Linked DNA regions of Homo sapiens: all the other regions are linked to region 1. A link is a contact called in ENCODE Hi-C or POLR2A ChIA-PET data. All regions are on one chromosome and are shown on one strand. Each heading gives the region's core, a stretch centred on a gene start or an enhancer-like site at or near the end of the contact. The rest is flanking DNA. Distances are from core to core; before and after follow the strand shown. Region 1 overlaps WDFY2 (WD repeat and FYVE domain containing 2). Region 2 overlaps DHRS12 (dehydrogenase/reductase 12). Region 3 overlaps WDFY2 (WD repeat and FYVE domain containing 2).

Region 1 (3,714 bases), core at 457-2,956:
GTGGTTGCTAGCAATCCTTGGCATTCCGTGGCTTGTGAATGTGTCTCTCCAGTTCTTGCCTGCATCTTCACATTGCCTTCCTTTCTATGTCTCTATGTCTTCACATGGACTCCTTTAAAAAAAAACAAAACAAAACATGGAGTCTCGCTCTGTTGCCCACGCCAAAGAGCAGTGGTGCTATAATAGCTCACTGCAGCCTTGAGCTCCTGGACTCAAGTAATCTTCCCACCTCAGCCTCTGGAGTAGATAGGACTGTAAGTGTGCACCACCATGCTTGGCTCATTTCACGGATGTTTATTTGTTTGTTTTAGAAACAGGGTTTTGCTTTGTTGCCCAGGCTGGAGTGCAGCAGCGTGATCATAGCTCACTACAGCCTCAAAGACCTGGGCTCAAGTGATCCGCCTGCCTCTCACTTCCAAGTAGCTGGGACTACAGATGTGCACCACCATACCTGGCTAATGTTTTGGCTTTTTTCGTAGATGGGGTCTCACTATGTTGCCTGGACTGGTCTTTAATTCCTAGGCTCACGGGATCCTCCCACCTCAGCCTCCCAAGTAGCTGGGATTACAGGTGTGAGCCACTGTGCCCGGCTCCACGTGACCTTCTTATAAAGACACCAGTCATTGGATTTATGTCTCCCCCTAATCCAGTATGATCCTGTCTTAGTTACATCTGCAAAGACCCTATTTCCCAAATAAGGATGTGTTCTGAGGTTCTGGGTGGACATGAATTTTGAGAGAATACTGTTTAACTCAGTACATCTGGTAATATTGTATCTACTGTGTTTCCCTAACAGTGTTAGAGCAGTTGATTTGGAAACAGTTTTCTCAATGTGAGACATGATGTCTTCAGGAAGAAGTATCCAAGGATATTAAAAGAAGATGATTCAAAATCCTCTTGTGGGAGATAAGAAAATATAATTGAAAGGATCTTCTTCTGCAGCTAATGCCACTCTCCTCTAGACTAAGTGATATCTTGAATAGGCCCCATGTCAGGATAATGGTGGCAGAGCTAGGACTTCCCTGAGCCCTAGACAAATTTTCTTTGTATTATACCAGGCCAATTTCTTCATACAAGTAGGACAGCCCAGCTGCAAGGAATTGCCCTAGGGTATTCACTAGTGAATTAGGAAGGAGCTTGTGTTATTCTGTGCATCCAGCCACTGTTAAAAAATATGTGTTGGGTTGGGGGCAGGAATTTCAGCATTTAATCTAACAAGGTGTTTTGGATGAGTTGTTTATTACCGTGGATTATAACGAGCCTATGGGGAACTGAACCCAAATGGTAAGGTCATGTTCTACGGTGACGACAAATGGCCTCTGAATAAAGCACTTCAGCTGTACCCAAGCAAGTTGACTGTACAGTTAGTTCACTCTGCTGGAGAGACAGTCTTGAAAATTTTCACCTTAATCAGCTTCAAAACAGCAGTGTAATAGTAGACTCTCACTCATCAGTCATCATGATGCATTCCAAGTTTTGTACTTACAGGAGAATTGATGTTGCTTCTGAAATTTTCTGTTTTCCAGGACTTCTAGTGTGATACCATTTATGAATAATATCCTTATCATGTGGGCATAGAAGGTGAATTTGAAGAAAATTTCAGGAAGCTCTGTGTTCAGAGAAATGTGTGCGTGGAATCTATGGGGCCTCCTCCTTTTAAACTGTTACATAACCCTGCCATTATTTACACTAGCTTATGATTCTGTCATTATACCATGGTTTCTACCATAGAAGACCAGCATTTCTGAGTCATTTTATCATTCTGAGTCACTGGACTGCCTAATGTGAAGAGTTCATTTTATACAGCGTTAAGTAGACATTTTCTTCTGAGCTTGTGCTAAGTTACAATGAATTTAAACATATATATTACATATGTAATATATGAAAATATATGCATATTTTAATACTATAGGTGTGGAGCTATGCTTAGCAGGAAAATAGTCTTAGAGTGCTGACATTCCAGTTGCTTACTATTTATTCATTTAATATCATTTGCTGAAGGTTCTTTTATCAAAGAAAACTCTTGCTGTATTGTGCCCTTGGTATTTGTGTGAATCAAAGACCTCTCAAAAACTAACCTTCTCCCTCAGTTATGTCATTGCGCGTGTAGCCCTGTCATCTTTTGCTCAGTACCTACATGTTATCTAAAAACTTGGTCAAGCAGTCGTGAATGCAGATACCAAGAGCATTTTTTGACCTGAGATTAATTTGTTGCACTTCCATTGCAGTTGTGAATTTTCAAAGGCCCTCTTGAATCGACTTTTAGACCAGTTCTGTAGTGTGAATACCCGTAGGAGCACCCAGATTGCTCTGTGTTTTGAATTAGGTACTGAAGAGATTCAGTAGAGTGAGTGGTGGATTGAAGTCATTTATGCACTATCTACAGGAGTTACCTTGGCCACATCAACACAGCACATGTACACTTCAGAAAGGCAGTGGCTGGGAACTGATGAGAGTATTATGTTCCAAGTTACTTTCCCTTTGTCCTAGGAACCTTATATCTAAATAATCTATCTCCCCTGGAATAATAACTGATGTAATTATTTTATTAATGGCATATATTCAGCATAAACTCTGCAAAGCAGGGACTGTGTGTACTTGACTCTGTTACAGTCTGGCACCCAGTACAATGTCCATGAATTTTAAGTGCTCTGTAAATATTTATAGACTGAATTAATGAGCGAGTAAATGAATGAATATAGTTTATTGAGTTGATATTACAAAGAGGTTCGGAGCACAAGCCCTGGTATCAGACTGCCTCTACCCCCCTCAAGTTGTGTCACATTGGGCAAGTTGCTTTACTCTCTGTGTCTCAGTTTCCTTATCTGTAAAATGGGAGTAATAGTTGTACCAATTTTATAGGGTTGTTATTAGGACTATCTGATATATACATGGAAAGCTCTTAGAACAGTCCCTGTATGTATCAAATGCTCCATAAATATTAACTCCTGTCAGTGTCATTATCATCATCATCAGTAGCAGCATCCTCCATTTGCAGTAACCAGGAAGCCTTGGTTAAAGTCTATGTCATGAGCATTTAGTGGGCCAGTTCCAAGGGGAGGAAATGTCTTAGTCATGGCATATTCCTTAGGACTATTCAACTTATTTCTGGTCCCATCTTTAGTCTTTGCTGTTGCATCACAGGAATTTACCAGTGATTTGCAAAACATGGGCTGTCTTCTGACATGGACACTCTTTTTTCTGCAAAGGAGTTTCTTATCCAAGTTGTTGCCATTTTAATCTTCATCGTCCTCAAGAAAAGGGGTTGGGCTTGGAGAGGTGTACAGAGTACTGAAGATGCTCTGAATGGATGACTGGAGAAGATGTAGCAAATTTGTCATCACAAGTGACTCCCTTATTTTCGTGGATTGAGAGTATGGAATAAGGAAAAATTGCAAGCCATTAAGGGTTAAATTGCTTTCTATTGTTTTAGGAATTTGGATTTGATAGACCAATGTCCAGAGAGCCATCTGTGGTCCTACAACTTTTAAAATCAACGATAGGAATCAGTCCTGTTGGTATCAAAATTCTTTTCTTAACCATTTCCATCTACACATTTGAAAATATTCTCTGTATACACAAATATTTTGCTGATTTTTACTTTGAGTTCATCTTTTATACAAACTAGAGGTGAACCATGGTTCCCATGTCACTGTCATTTGTATTGCAAGGTTTCAAGCCCAGATGGGCTGGTGTGTGGCATTTTACTGTTAC
Region 2 (3,714 bases), core at 519-3,018, 110 kb after region 1:
GGTTCCAATTTCTCCATAACCTAACAAACATTTTTTGTTTTTTGTTTTTTTAGCAATAGCATCCTGAGAGGTGTGAGGTGATATTTCACTCTAGTTTTGATTTGCATTTCCCTGACGACTACTGACATTGAAAGTATTTTTTCATATATGTGTTGGCCATTTGTTTTTTGTTTGTTTTTTCTTGAGAAAAAGAGTGCCACTGCACTCTGTCGCCCAGGCTAGAGTGCAGTGGCATGATTTTGGCTCACTGCAACCTCCGCCTCCCAGGTTCAAGTGATTCTCCTGCCTCAGCCTCCCAAGTAGCTGGGACTAGAGGTGCATGCCACCATGCTCAGCTAATTTTTATATTTTTAGGAGAGACGGTGTTTCATCATGTTGGCCAGGCTGGTCTTGAACTCCTGACCTCAAGTGATCTGTCTGCCTTGGCCTCCCAAAGTTCTGGGATTACGGGCATGAGCCACCGTGCCCAGCTTGTGTTGGCCATTTGTGTATCTTCTTTGGAGAAATGTCTATTCAAGTCTTTAGACCATTTTCAAATCCGGTTATAAGTTACGTCGTTGTTTGTTTGTTTTGCTATTGAGTTGTAGGACTTACAAGAGGTCTTGGAGATGATTTTGTTACATATGAATCCACCCTATTCGTTTTAATGACTACATAATTTACCTTTGCATGGATATGTCAGGGTTTCCTGCTGCTGATCTTTTTTTTTTTTTGGTCAAAAGTTTGCTCTTCAGACAGTATCTCAGGCACATCATAAATAAGATGACAACTTCTGCTGTGACCCTTAGTCCTTGCTCATGACACTTTTCAATCTCTGCCTTGTATCATGGTTATCACTGGACACAGCCACCTCCCCAGCAGGCTTAGAACTCCATGAGTAAGGGACCCTGTCTAATGTGCCGTTTCTCCTTATGGTATTACACACAGTCATAGGCATGGTAGTCGACTAATGGATCTTGGCTGTTTAAACCTTTTTCTCTGTACCCAGTACCTAAGTCCAAACTTGCATTCTTAGCATCCAATGAATGCAACGGCATCCTCTCTGAGCATCAGTGGACATACGTGACTTATCACTAACCCAAGGCAGAGGGCACCTAAGTATTGAACCTACAGACGAGGATCTGAGCAAGAGCCACAACTCCTTTGACAAAGCAGAGAAGTTCCGTGCCCTGCCTGAGTTTCCCCATTAATCAAGCTATAAAACTCAAAGCTGTAGTCGAATTTATTTCTACTCATCTTAAAACATATTGTTTTCTCACCTGAGACAAATGAGACAAAGCAACTCCACATTTTCATGACTCAGAAAGTCTAGTCAGGTTGAACACCATATTCAGCTTAAGCCTGGCCCAACTGAATATTCCTCTGCCTTCAAAGGATAGGAAAAATGTTGTCTGTACAGAGCTATTCTCTTTTAAAATGTCTGTGAAGGCCCTCACCCAGCCAGAGCGAACAAGGCTGCTGAGTCATATCTGAGTCAGCCAGGAGCCTGTACCAATGACTGCAAACTGAGTCTAGACACCTAATCCTTCCATTTTGAGGCCTTGTCTGCCACCACCCTAAAACTCCCTCCTACCAGAAAGCGCTGTGTAACATGTATACAAAATCCAGGTTAAAACAGCAACAAAACTCAAGTGAACTAAAAGCAATTCTGCTTTAAACGTTCCACAAGTTATCTGAGCTTCCTGGAAGCGCCTGAGATGTCTCAGAGTGAAAAGGAGGCAATAGCAGGGAAGAGAGAATCACTGTCCTAGACAAATCAGCCACGGAGCTGGTGACATGAAGCACCAAGAAAAGAGGAAGGAAATCATCTGTGTCCCTCTGAGGCAAAACAGGAGGCCACAAAGCACCCAGAAGGAGAGGCTGGCAGTCTGCTGTGGCCAGGAGAAGGAACTGGAAACAGGTGCATGTGTGTAAAAGTCCCAATCTGCGGAGCCACACAATGAGAAGGCTCACCTTAGGAGCCACTGGGCCCCACTGTGATACAAGCATGGTTACTGAAATTGAACAAAACAAAACTCAACTGGGACCCTTTCTGCAGACAAGCCACCATCTATAGCGGCTGTGTGACCCAGGAGTCATGAGGTGACATCATGGGGACTGATCCCCCCATCAGAGCAGTTCCCACAATGAGCACGGTAAACAGTGCATGGAGGTGTTTTGTTAAGTAGAAATCATTCTGGAGAAATGAGGCGGTATTTCATAAAACCACTGAGGTCTTGGGAAGCTAAATCAACCATTCTCAAGAAGCTAGAAATCCACATTGGCCTGGAAGAGCTGGAGAGTCGAAACCCGTTTTTTATCATGGTGTGTGATGTTGGTGGAGTCAATCACCCATAAGACATAAGTGCTTTCACAGAACCTTCCAGCCACATCAGGAGGCCTGCAGGACTGAAAAATGTTGCCCAGGCACCTGTCCCTCTGTGATCTTTCCCTCTAAAACCCATAACTCCAGTGTAATCATCAGAAAGACATCAGACAAATCCCAACTGTGAAAGCCTATCTCAAAAATAGCCTATCTCAAAAATCCCGAGAGCCTATCTCAAAAAATAATACATAAAATAGAAGTTTTTTTTTTTTTTAATGTTACCCATGGAGATAACTGCTAGACGAAAGTCTGGAGCCAGGTACTAAGGTGGGGCTGAACTGCAACCAGAAGCCTGGGGAAAAAGGTACACCCTGTTTCTCCCCTAGGCCCTTTGGGAGCATCGTGTCCAGTGGACTGGTGAGCCAGCAGTCTGCTCTACAGTAACCAGTACTCCTTTCCCCAAGCTTAAGCCACACATAACCTCTCTGAAAGATCACCTCAGCATGATATTCACCTCTCTATATGGCCAAACACCTGATCTTACCAAGCCAGCGTGTACAAGCAGCTGAGATCCCCACGTGACCTTGAGCCTTACCTGGTGCCTGTGCTCCCTGGCTCAGCTGGCCTGCCGCACACCTCACCCAGACCCTCCTGCCCAAGGGACCTTCTTTCTTTGATGTTCACCCAACCATGCACGCAGGACCAGCTGCTCCACTGCCCTCACAGCTCTACCACACATCTTTTCTGCTACTGGGGGCTTGCAGGCTTCCACCTCCCACTGAGCAGGGCCTAAGCACTGATTAAACAGAACACACTTGAAGCAGAGAATGTAAGGTTGGGAGTGGTAATAATATTAGTATAAACAATAATGATAATACCAACAATAATAATAGTAGCTACTTCTATTGATTGAGAGCTGTTTGTTCTTAGGATACCCTGAGCTTCCCATCTTGTAGCCCTTATCATGTTATTTCAGTAACATCTAACAGACACCTCTTTCAACAGAGGGAACTGAACGCAGGGATTGATTTCCCAGGTGATTAAGGAAGGTGAGAACTCAACCAGGATTGGTGAAGTAACCCAGAGATTAGTAACAACAGGAAACTACCACCAGCCCTAGGCTCAAGGAACAAAGGGAGAATGCAGTGTGGCCTGAGCCCAGGAACCAGAAGGAAGAACCAGAGAGGAGATTCGCCATCACCAGGGAAGCCAATATCTCAATTCCCCCCTTCCTTTCACCTAGCAATCTTCCTCTAGTAACTGCCATTGGCCAAACCCAGCCAAAAGCTGTCTGGTTGTAGGAGCTGAAGAAACACATACCTTGGGGTTCATACTATTTGTCCCCCAACCCACCCCCACTATGATACAGAGCATGGCGGCCAGGCCCAGGGCAGGCACACACACTTCAA
Region 3 (3,714 bases), core at 499-2,998, 83 kb after region 1:
CTACCTGATGGGGCAAAACCAACCACATGTTCTTGGTTCCTCCAAACGAATGACATTACTTGACATTACTGCCTGAGTGTATCTTCACAATAGCAAAATGGTTTGAGATTAAGCATTTGGAATCTTATGTCATTTTGTATGGGGTCAATCCACCATAACGTGTTTCTCATTTGGTTTTAATTATTTCCAGAAATCATAAAGTCACAAAACTGGAAGGGATCTTCAGAGATCTAGAGTGTTTCAAGCAGAAAACACATTAGTTATACAGGGCAGTTAGATATGGCTGAGATGTAAACAAGAGAATCTAAAAGAATGTTCAAGGAATAGCTGTTTTTGAACATTACTTAGTAATGGCATGAGTGGGAGGAGAGACTTTCAGCACCTTGAGACAGGGCGCTCTCTGGAACCAGCTTTGTTCCTCTTATCGAAAGCATATATGACAGTTTTTTTGGCTCCGGCCCTGTGGTGGGGGAGGTAATTATTGCCTTCATCCACATAAATTCCTTCCTATACATTCCCCTCAGACCACCCCAGAGGCAAAACTGAAATGGAAATCCAGTGGCACTTAAAATTCACCCTGCCCCGTTTGGCTGCGATTCCCAGGCTTACAGCACTGCCCTTATGGAATATCACATTTTCATTTTCTGAGATTCATTTTATAAAAGTAAAGGCCAGGTGCCATGGCTCACACCTATAATCTGAACACTTTGGGAGGACAAGGTGGGAGGATTGCTGAGCCCAGGAGTTCAAGACCAGCCTGGGCCACACAGCAAGATCCTGTCACTACCAAAAATTCAAAACTTAGTTGGGTGTGGTGGCACACACCTGTATTCCCAGCTACTCAGGAAGCTGAGGCGGGAGGATCACTCGAGCCCAGGAATTCAAGGATGCAGTGAGCTATGATTGCACTACTGCAGTCCAGCCTGGGCAGCAGAGCAAGGCCCTGAATAAATAAACAAAAGTATAATTTATTTTTGCCTGATATTAATCACTTCTTAAGGCCCAAATTTTTGTTTTTAAGCAAAAGGATAGCTCTAAGTGTGGGTTGCAGTTACTGGACATAAATATTCACTAAATGAGATTCCTTTGGTTATGGCTGTTCATAGAATTTTAATTCTATGTCAGTGTTCTTGTTCACTAAGATATTTCGAAGTGAGAGAAAGCATTTTACCAATACATTCTTATTTTTTCTCCTTTAAAATAATATTGAATTTTTCCTGGTACGAAGACAGATATTTATTAACTTGATTGGAAAACACAGAAATTAAGATCATGTTGAACACTGAGTTATCTAGATGATCCCTGAGATTTGAATGTTCATGTCAACCGTGTTGAGCGCTCACCAGCCACCAGGCTTTAGGCACTGGCAGTGCAAGGTGTCTGAGGCCCATTCTCAGGCTGGGCAGAGGTCACACAGTGAGTAAATGGGTCTTTTCAGTGCAATGTGGTTATGATAGAGGCATGCCAGGGTGCCACTAACCCAGCAGGTGTGGCAGGAGGGGCTTCACAGAGGAAAGGGACTTTGAGCTCAGTGTTAAAGGATGAGGAGTGAGTCATAAGGGGGAAAAATGGAAATGACTTTCCAGGCTTCAGAAACAGCATAAACAAACAAAGGCCTGAGAGCTGGAGTCAGTGTGGTGTGTCCAGGGATCACAAGTGGGCTGGAGCTGCCGGAGAACAGCCAAGTGGCTCAGCTGCCATCCCAGAATTGAGCTCGTCACTATCAGATGCTGCTGCTCCCTGGCCTCAGAGGAAAGCAGCACACAGCTCACCACGAGGGGTTTCCCCAGAGGCTCCTCCTGCAGCCAATGCTACTATTAGTTTATATTATAATAGTATCAGTTTCTTTTTCTTTGGAAATCCCTAGAACTGTTAACTGAAGGTGACTCAGGGTAACTAATTCTGGATCTTTGGGTGCACAGCCTCTCACTGGAGTCTGAGAGGAGGAGGTGGAGACTATCAGTGCACGGCCCGCAACCAGGAAGGACTCCCAGACTAACGCCAAAGGTGTGTTGGGCTCAGCTGCTCCACTGTGGAAAAGGAAAGCCCTGGCCCTGTGGCAGGAGAGGATTGTTCTAGTCAAGTGTGGCGTTGCACGGACAGGCGGTGCCGAGTGTTTGGGTGCAGACACAGGCAGCTGCTGCCCTCCACTTCCTGCTCTTGCAAGTCACAGATGATTCCAGTACAATGTGGGAGGTCCTCCTTACAGGGGCACTTGCAACAGGAAGGCAGAGAGTTTCGTCAATTCAGGTACAGGTCTGTCTGGGAGACCTGGCCCTGTGGAGGCAGGAACACCGTGCAGGGGCATGGCAGCGCCTGTCTTTGCTATCACATCATTTGCCTTTTCCTTGTAGGACCCAAAGATCTATGTCCAAAACTTAGTCCAGAAACATCTGCATTCCTGTTTAAACTTCAGCTCAGTTTCTTAACCAAGAACCACGTCAACCCTCCAGGGTTGTGGTTTGTATTTTTGCCTTTAAGCATTATCTCCTTTCCACCAAGAAGCCTACTTAGGTTTAACACATGAAAGCAGTGTCTAAAAATTAGATCGGTCCTAAATTGGAATGGGATGTCTTCCTTGCATGTCCCATACCAGGGAATTTTTTTAACACACAGTGTAGAGCCTTTGCCAGAGATGTTGAAAGGGAGATTAAAGGCTTGAGGGATGAATTTGATCATCATTCTTAAAGTCCCTTCCAATCCTGTGATTCTCTGATTCCCTGAGTCTCGTTTATTATTGGACATGCCTAGCCCATCACCAGTGACCTGCCCGCATATTGCTGGCTTCCCTTGGATAACGGAGAGCCTATCACCACATGCCTTTGTTGTCTTCCATCATATCAAGTGAGTTGCTTTCTGGACTTTTTCCATCTAGAGCCTGCTAGGTTTGGTTTTGAGAAAAGATGGTGAAGTTTCTTTTCATGAGTTTGTAGGGCAAAAAAAATTCTTTTTAAAGATGGTAAGGGTGGAAATTAATCATGGTACCATCTCATTAAAAATAGATACCTCAAAATGTTTACCTTTACAAGTCAAGAAGAGTATCTGACTTTCTTGGAAGTGTCAAGAATTGCAGGTTGGCTGAAAAGTTAGATTGAGAATCTGACCTTGTTACTTATGATTCTTTTTTCCCTTGGTTCTCGGGGATGCATGAGAAGGTGAGCTGTCACTCACAAAAAAAGGGAAAATGATTTGAAAAATGTTTCACATATACACTTTTTATCATTTTAGTGGATGGCAGCCTTACGTCAGTAGTATATGCCACTATGAAGTATGGCCAAAACCCTAGCGTCACTTGTAACCATTGTACTCTTATGGATTTGTGTCTTACACCATTTGCCTTGCTTTTTAAATGACTTTGTTTTTCAAGGTGCTGTCATTTTGCAAAAGGAAATCTTTATATGAAATGTACAAAAACCGTTACTAACTGGACAACAGGGAAGGTGCTGGCCCCACATTAGTGCCTGCCCACCGCTCTACTTCTAACCAGGGACACGGATCTTCCATTCTCTACATCCACCGGACTGCAGCCCAAGTCTGGACCTGGCTGCAGTGGGCATATTACCGTATGGATATCTTTTTCTTTCTTTTTTTAAAGTGAGGAGATTCTTCAGGGGGTCAGGCTGAGAATGTAATAAGCCTGACATTGGAACAGATTTCTCCCGTGTGGTCTAGCTGGACCCCTCCGGCATTTGCCACACTCCCTGCCAGTCCTGA

Evidence for each region. Hi-C counts contacts between places; a loop is a spot of excess contacts on that map. ChIA-PET counts read pairs that join two places held with the same protein, here RNA polymerase II (POLR2A). Pooled maps may share reads with other maps.
Region 2: a pooled map shows a loop between it and region 1 (4-fold over the local background). The contact joins two enhancer-like sites. A Hi-C loop is called at or near these places in 6 of 50 pooled maps. POLR2A ChIA-PET finds 5 or more read pairs at or near these places in 3 of 52 experiments (PC-9, activated CD4-positive, alpha-beta memory T cell and activated naive CD4-positive, alpha-beta T cell).
Region 3: a pooled map shows a loop between it and region 1 (2.1-fold over the local background). The contact joins two enhancer-like sites. A Hi-C loop is called at or near these places in 3 of 50 pooled maps. POLR2A ChIA-PET finds 5 or more read pairs at or near these places in 3 of 52 experiments (SK-N-SH, activated CD4-positive, alpha-beta T cell and activated T-cell).

The regions. Positions count from the first base shown.
Region 1 is chr13:51,679,810-51,683,523 of GRCh38, forward strand. All of the region lies in intron 3 of WDFY2 (WD repeat and FYVE domain containing 2), which reads left to right. Among named protein-coding and RNA genes, the nearest start is that of WDFY2, 97 kb to the left of the region's middle. Within about 2 kb of position 1,707, at least 3 of the 41 ENCODE cell types and tissues checked have a DNase peak (open chromatin) inside an H3K27ac peak, as active enhancers do; they include PC-9, where a contact is called at or near this core.
Region 2 is chr13:51,792,228-51,795,941 of GRCh38, forward strand. The region is part of intron 2 of DHRS12 (dehydrogenase/reductase 12); the gene reads right to left. Among named protein-coding and RNA genes, the nearest start is that of DHRS12, 10 kb to the right of the region's middle. RefSeq lists an enhancer at 1,561-1,920. Within about 2 kb of position 1,769, at least 9 of the 41 ENCODE cell types and tissues checked have a DNase peak (open chromatin) inside an H3K27ac peak, as active enhancers do; they include PC-9, where a contact is called at or near this core.
Region 3 is chr13:51,762,848-51,766,561 of GRCh38, forward strand. It overlaps WDFY2 (WD repeat and FYVE domain containing 2), which reads left to right. Exons shown (of 12, transcript NM_052950.4): 12 at 1-3,714. It also overlaps a transcript of DHRS12 not described here. Among named protein-coding and RNA genes, the nearest start is that of DHRS12, 39 kb to the right of the region's middle. RefSeq lists an enhancer at 1,674-1,993. Within about 2 kb of position 1,749, at least 29 of the 41 ENCODE cell types and tissues checked have a DNase peak (open chromatin) inside an H3K27ac peak, as active enhancers do.